3 separate regions of the Homo sapiens genome follow, and regions 2 and 3 are each linked to region 1. Evidence: chromatin loops called from intact Hi-C (ENCODE). Cell type or tissue: PC-3. All regions are shown on one strand. Region 1 has its middle 49 kb from the start of POPDC1. Region 2 overlaps PREP (prolyl endopeptidase). Region 3 overlaps PREP (prolyl endopeptidase).

Region 1 (2,500 bases):
ATAAAAGTAAAAGCTATTATTACATTAATCAGTGATACATAAATGGAAGCTGAAGGTAAAAGATGTATTTCTTCATTAAATTATACCTGAAAACTCTTTTCAGAACTTGTATCTAGAGACACACATTTAAATCAAATACTTAGAATACCTGGGTGTGATATCAGCATTTTGACAAGATATTGTTTCTTCTCAAATAATGGAAGTATGGGCAGCCCTATTAAGATGTCTGAGTGAGAAGAGGAACATCAAAGTTTTCAGTAATAAAACCCCAATGAAGAAGTCTTGCATTTCTTTTTTTTTTTTTTTTTTTTTTTTTTTTTTTTTAGTGACAGTCTCACTGTGTCTCCCGGGCTGGAGTGCAGTGGTGTGATCAAAGGCACTACAGCATCGAACTCCTGGTCTCAAGCAATCCTCCTGCCTCAGCCTTCCAAGCAGCTGGAATTACTGACACAAGCCATCATGCCCAGCTAAGGTTTTGTAGAATCAGGCTGTATTCGTCCGTTTTCATGCTGTTGATAAAGACATACCTGAGACTGGACAATTTTACACAAGAAAGAGGTTTAGTGGATTCACAGTTCCACATGGTTGGGGAGGCCTCACAATCATGGTGGAAGATGAAAGGCATGTCTCCCATGGTGGCAGACAAGAGAAGGGAGCTCGTGCATGGAAACTCCCCTTTATGAAATGATCAGATTTCGTGAGAATTATTCACTATCATGAGAACAGCATGGGAAAGACCCAACCCCATGATTCAGTTATCTCCCACGGGGTCCCTCTCACAACACCTGGGAATTGTAAGAGCTACAATTCAAGATGAGATTTGGGTGGGGAAACAGCCAAACCACATCACAGGGTCTCACTATGTTAATCAGGCTGGTCTTGAACTCCTGGCCTCAAGAGATCCCTCTGGGTTGGCCTCCAAAACACTGGGATTAGAGGTGTGAGCCACCATGCTTGGGAGAAGTTTTATATTTCTTATAGCTTGAAAGGTGGGGGAGAAACATATGGGGTAATAATGCAGTATGATTATTTAATGTAATTGAATGTTTACAGTCCTGTGGTTTCTTATTACAAGAAGACTTTTAGAAATACTTTTTTCTAGACAAGTTACAAATACCTGATTATCTCTTCAGTATTGTGAGCTCTGTGTTGACAGCCCCTGTCTTCTGCATAAGAGCTCAAAAGGCATTACTTATAATTACACATTTTTTCAGTCAGAAATTTTCCTAGGTAAGTTTATCAATCATGTGGATATTCAGGTACTCAAAAGAGTATTATAGCTATGAGGGGATGTAAAAGAAAATCTGTTTCAGAGAGCAAGTGAAGAGTGCCCTCTGGTGGTGTCAAGCAACAACTGAACTGTATCATGTTCAATCTTTATTCAGAATTACTGAATTCCAGTTCTTCTACATTCTTAAAAGTCGGACTTTCACCTTAACCATAAGGAATTTTTACACTTCTAAAGGCCCACTGCACAGTGGAGTACATTATGACATACTTTTTAGATTGTGTTATTTAGGACATCTTTTACATAAGCCTTGAAGATAATTTTAGTAAGGACAGTGTTCCATTAAGAAATAATGTCTTACTAAAAAGAAACACTGCAGGTTGTCAATATGGTCCCTTTAAATGGGATCTCTTTTTAAATTATGTTTTAGTTTTTGTGGGTACATAGTAGGCGTATATATTTACAGGGTACATGAGATATTTTGGTACAGGCATGCAATGCGTAATAATCACATCATGGAAAATTGAGTATCCATCTAAATGGGATCTCTTGTATAATCTGACATTGACCCACAGTCTTTTATTACTTATTTTTGTTGTTGTTGTTTACTGATTCCATTCTAAAGGAACTCGTGGACTCTCCTCCAGCAGATTTTGGGAATAACCATCTAGGATGGTCAGGTATGATCCTAGATGGAGACAGACTATTGAACCAGATGCCAGTCCAGAGTCCCTTCCCACTGTTTGGTTTTATGTTACATTTTCCCCGGCAATAAGTTTCCCCATTAATGCTGTGCAGCCTCAACAAACAAAAGCCCACCTAAGGAAGTAGAGCGTGGACCGGGCACATCGTCAGAACACCACAGCAGGAGCTTCTCACACGGCAGCCCCTCCTCTGCATTTTCCAAGATTTTTACTGTGAGGAAATTATGATTGTAATTAGGTTTTTATTAATATAGTTTTAAGTGGATTTTTTGGGTCTGTTTGATTGCTTTTGGGCAGAAGCAGTTTAACAGGGGACTAGAAAAACTACTATCTGAACTAGTTAATGAAAGTTGTGGAGAATTAATTTCATGAAGAAATGAGAGAACTTGAAGAGCCAGTGTGGAGATTGATAACTATAAGGGCTCAATATGTGGCCCGATGATCTCAATGAAAGAGTGATAAATGACCACGCGCAGTGGCTCACATCTCTAATCCTAGCACTTTGGGAGGCTGAGGTGGGTGGACTGCCTGAGCCCAGGAGTTCAAGACCAGCCTGGGTAACATGGCA
Region 2 (2,500 bases), 230 kb before region 1:
AATCAACTCCATTAACAAGCATCTACATTTTATAAAAGTCAGTATAAATTAAGAGAATCCAAGTACTCATATTTTAAGAAGGGGAGCAAACTTAATACAAAGGAAAAATAATAAAGATTTTATAAGTAGTTAACATTGATTTTATTATCTTTACTGTTGTTCTCTTATACTTAATAGGAATTTGGCTTTTCTGGGGATTACCTGCTATAGTACATATGAAACATCAGTAACATCCCTAAGGCGGTTTGCTTTGCAGCCGAGCCAAAATGCTAAAGTAAGAAGAATCTTTGGCTTTACCAACATGCCTTGGGGTGGAGGGAGTGGGATTTTTTTTCCCTTTAATTCAGATTTTTCTAATCTTAGTGATAGCTGATTTGTGCTTGCTAGCATATAGGCTTTGCCATTCAAAGAACATATTTTCAGAACATTAATTCGTGTTTCAATACTCATTAACTTCTGCGCCAAGTTCATGACACATGCAGCTTTTGAGTGTTGACTCATCCACATCCTTGGTGAGCTGACTAGTGAACGAGTGGCAGTGTCTTCCCATAGCAGCGTGTTCGTGTGATTGGGTATAGGTCAGAAATTTTCAGAACGTTTTAGTGAAGAGTGAATGGGGCAGCATTTTCAAAAAGAAACTTTCTGAGGGGTCACTCTATTTTCATATGGTTAGGAAACTGCTTGAATTGGTATCGGTTCTTGCTGATTTATTGCCTGAGCATTTGTGTTATTTCTGATATTACGCTTCATGGCAACATATTTTACTTTAGAATTTCCCCCATCATGCAGGCATTCTAGCTTGAGAGCGTAGTGTTCATATTCAGAGTGTACATACTTGTATCCCTTTCTCCTTCTCTGGATACCAGCTGTGTGACTCTGGAAGATAAGTCTGTTTTCTTGCTGTCTTATAATAGAGAAGTAAGTTATGTGGCTGAAGTCTGTAGTTGCTGCAGTCTCTGCTCCACTGTACATAAATTCTCTACCATGTCTAAAAGAGGACATTACTCTGCAGCAACCTGAGACTACATAACCTATGATATGGTGAATGGGTATGTGTCAGCTGGCTTATAAAGATGTTTGTTAGGAAGTGACTTGCATCCTCTATCTGCTTATGTCTTATTGGTGAAAACATACTCACACTCGGTTGCAAAGAGGTTTTGAGATGTAGTTTTATTCCCAGAAAAAAAAAATGTGACTAGCTAAAAATTAGGGCCTTTTTATCAAGGAAACAGGAGGAATAGATAGATATTGCGGGACAACTAGCAGTCTGCCACACAAGGCAAAAAAAGGCCTTTGGCAAGAGCTTTTTGGTGTAGACCCTGAGATCAGGGCACCCAAATGCCACCTGGTGGCCAGGTACCTAAATCTCAGGATCAGGATTGGAAAAATGAAGGCTCCTAAAAAATAGAATTTTCAGATACTGTAATTGTTGACAGCAGAAATCACATACTACAAAGACAGAAGCACCTGTTAAGGAGGCACTCCTCCCTTGGAGAAAGAAATTTAATACTGTTTCTAGAACATGAAGCGTGATGCAAGCGTATGGGAATATTTGGGCATTAGGATGGACTCTGAGGGATTGCCTGGCACGGTGAGGAAGCTGTGTAAGCTAGTGTCCAGATGGCTCTCCAGGTGTTTGATTCTCTGCTAAGTCAGCATCTTGCCTGGGGTGACCAACTCCCAACTGCCCTCCTTCACAGTCCCTGAGCAGGATGTGGACACAGTCCATCCTTGGGCCTGGTGTTTGGAATGGAAGCATGGCACGAACCCACCTACAGAAAGGTAATCAGGTCCCTAATTTCATAGCTGCCTCCTTTGCTTTTTCCTAGGTGGTATGTTTTTCCACTAATATGATTCTGGCCTCAGGACAAGTTATATGCCTTCCAATTGCACGTACATTAGAGTTCATCTAATGGAGCCCTCTTATTTTACAGACAAGGAAACTAAAATTCAGTCAGTGTAAGTGTATTAACAGAGGTTACACTGTTAACAGTTGACAGAGCCAAGACTAGAACTTACAACTCCAGATCTATGCTAATCCTGCACATTTTGTTATCAAGATAAGTTATTCTCGCTATAGCTCAGGATTTTTTTTTCACCTCTTAAATAAACATGTTAGCCAGGCACAGTGCCTTATAGCTGGAATCCCAGCACTTTGAGAGGCTGGTGCAGGGAGATCACTTGAGACCAAAAGTCCAAGACCAGCCTGGGTAACATAGCAAGACTCCATTTCTACAAAAAAATATATATATTTTTTTTTAATTAGCCAGGCACGGTGGTATACAACTGTAGTACTAGCCACTCAGGAGGCTGAGGCAGGATGATCATTTGAGCCCAGGAGTTCAAGGTTACAGTGAACTATGATTGTGCCACTGCACTCCAGCAAGACCCTATCTCTAAAAAAAAAAAAAAAAATTAATTAGACTAAATGGCCTCTAAATCCCTAAGCTTTCTTACCTCTAAAAACTATAGTTTCTACACCATGTAAGTATCTTGTGAT
Region 3 (2,500 bases), 210 kb before region 1:
GGAATAACTTTCTAACAGAGAGGCTCCAAAATGCAATGAATGGCCATTTGTGCTGTTTTAAGTTTCTTTCTTGTTACTAGAAATATTTAAGCAAAGGATGAACCTGCCTGAGATGTAGCTTTGTGGGTGTCTGCATTGGATAGGGGAGGGAGGAGGAGGTCAAACAAGTGAACTTCTAAGAGCCAATAGATTTTTTTTTTTTCAGTCATGATTTGGTTTAGAAAGGCATGTGACATTGGGATTGGGGCTCTGGAGATGCGAAACAGCAATATCACTAGAGAGGCTGGTTGAAGTTGGGAAGAACTGAGAGAAGTTGAAGGCAGAAAGTGGAGAGCTTTAATTGCTGGTCTAAAACGTGGACTTTGGATGGGCTTGGTGGTTCACACCAGCACTTCGGGAGGCCCAGGCAGGAGGATTGCTTGAGGCTAGCAGGTTGAGACCATCCTGGACAACGTAATGAGACCCATGTCTCTACAAAAAATAAAAAATTAGCTGCATGTGGTGGTGCATGCCTGAAGTCCTGGCTACTCAGGAGGCTGAGCCAGGAGGATGAGGATTGCTTTACATACATACATACATACATACATACATACATACATACATACATGGACTTCATTTTGTAGAGAATGGAGAGGCATTGCCTGTTTTGAATAGTAGAGTGACTTAGATTAAAAGGGAGGTTTTACATGGATTAATCTGGTAACAGGTGCTCAGATTGGAAGCAGGAGTCCTGGAAGCCAAGGCCCCTGTGCAGGCAGGCAGGGATAAGATGGTGTGGGAGAGGTAGCTACAATGACTTTGAGCTCCGGACCTGAGGTAAGCTGGTATAGGTATTTGAGGGTCAAAAAGAGAGTATTTAGCCCTCGGAGCAGGCGGCGGGGGCGGCCTGTGCAGCAATGGCTAAGATCAAGTCTCGGGACCTTCACGGGAAGGAGAAAGAGTTGCTGCTCAAACAGCTGGACGACCTGAAGGTGGAGCTGTCCCAGCTGCGCATCGCCACTGACAGGCGGCGCGGTCTCCAAGCTCTCTAAGATCCGTGTCATCCACAATTCCATTGCCCGTGTTCTCACCGTAATTAACCAGACTCACACAAAGAAAACCTCAGGAAATTCTACAAGGGCAAGAGGTACAAGCCCCTGGACCTGCGGCCTGAGAAAACATGCGCCTGCGCCACTGGCCCAGCAAGCACGAGGAGAACCTGAAGACCAAGCAGCAGCCGCGGAAGGAGCGGCCGTACCCGCTGCAGAAGTACACAGTGAACGCCTGAACGTCACATTGTCAATAAAAGAGAGCTGGCCGAAGAGAACAAAAGAAAAGTGTGTATTTAATATGCAATTCTGTATTCATTCAACAAATATTTATTGAAGGCAAACAATGCAGAACTCATAACCCTCTGATGATGGACTCATCATGTGGTTCTCATGCAGGAGCAAAACACACAGCATATGCCTTCCATGTGCAGCATAAATCCCATTGCAGTGAGCCATGTTACAGGGCAGTTTCTGCCTGTACCAAAACAGACGCTGCTTTCTCTGGGCCTCCGCGTGTAGCAGGGTTCCTTCACTTTTAATGAAAATGTCTGATTGTGTGTCTTCATTAACTACAAAGAGATCAGACCAGTGGAACTGAAGATGGCTTTGATGTTCTACAATCAAGTCAGATTTATTCATCCTAGCCCTGTGTGTCTTTCTACCTCAAAACACCAGGTTACTGCTAAAATCCAAATAAACTCATCAAAGTGCCATAGCACGAGATCCAGCTGTGCCTCCTTCACTGCCCTTCTTTCCTTGTATTCAGAACTTCCACTTTCTATTTCGCTTTTGGCTTCACAGTTTGAGACTGGGAAAAGGCGTATTATTCCAAAAAACAGATGGCTGAGCCTTAGAGAGCTGGTGAATTTCTGCAGAGATGATCAGTATAGCACTTAGCACATTGTTGGTGCTCAAGAAATGTACTAAAAGTTAAAACAGATTTTAAATAGACTGACTTTGCTGTAATTGAGGTATCCTAAGGGAGCTTTTAAATCCCCAGTGTTACCAAAATGCCCAGCCATCCTTGGAAAAACTAACTAAAGCAGTCTGGAATAGACTTTCCTTCTGTATTTTCTGCCCAAAGATGACTCTTAAACTCCTCTCTACTCCCCAAAAGTTAAATGCCTGGAACATAGACAAGATGACAACCTTCTAATGCCAGGCTAGCATTTTTCACCTTAGTACAGCACAGAAACATGTAATGCCTCCCTCTAAGTCCTAGGAAGTTCTTCATATGCTCATGTTACAGGGTAACTGAAGCACGGAGTTTGCCCGCCTACTGTCCAGTTCTTTTGGTAATGGAATGTCTTGTTCCTCTGCATGCTGCCTGTGGACTCAGAGCAGTTCTGCTCCTTGTCAGATTTATTTGGCACACGTAGCACAGACCACACAAGTGGCCTCTGTCAACTCTGATAAAAAGGGGGAGCTCAACACCCTTTTATGAACATTCTCCTTTAAACCTGTCAGGC

Evidence for each region. A loop is a pair of places that touch in the nucleus more often than their neighbours do. Peaks named below come from ENCODE experiments on the same cell type or tissue, not always from the same donor. Only the 100,000 strongest peaks of a DNase experiment are listed, where the experiment ranks them.
Region 2: a loop joins it to region 1, with 10 times the contacts of the local background. A loop is called at or near these places in 5 of 110 quality-filtered maps.
Region 3: a loop joins it to region 1, with 8 times the contacts of the local background. A loop is called at or near these places in 6 of 110 quality-filtered maps.

The regions. Positions count from the first base shown.
Region 1 is chr6:105,086,613-105,089,112 of GRCh38, reverse strand. No RefSeq gene overlaps it. Among named protein-coding and RNA genes, the nearest start is that of POPDC1, 49 kb to the left of the region's middle. In PC-3, CTCF peaks have their summits at 1,143 and 1,344 (motif pointing left); a DNase peak (open chromatin) is centred at 1,332.
Region 2 is chr6:105,316,875-105,319,374 of GRCh38, reverse strand. All of the region lies in intron 10 of PREP (prolyl endopeptidase), which reads left to right. Among named protein-coding and RNA genes, the nearest start is that of PREP-AS1, 39 kb to the right of the region's middle. In PC-3, a CTCF peak has its summit at 1,329 (motif pointing left); a DNase peak (open chromatin) is centred at 504; H3K4me3 peaks cover 1,039 bases; H3K27ac peaks cover 1,804 bases.
Region 3 is chr6:105,301,220-105,303,719 of GRCh38, reverse strand. The region is part of intron 10 of PREP (prolyl endopeptidase); the gene reads left to right. It also overlaps the pseudogene RPL35P3. Among named protein-coding and RNA genes, the nearest start is that of PREP-AS1, 23 kb to the right of the region's middle. In PC-3, a CTCF peak has its summit at 966 (motif pointing right); no DNase peak of the experiment used is centred here; H3K4me3 peaks cover 588 bases; H3K27ac peaks cover 1,194 bases.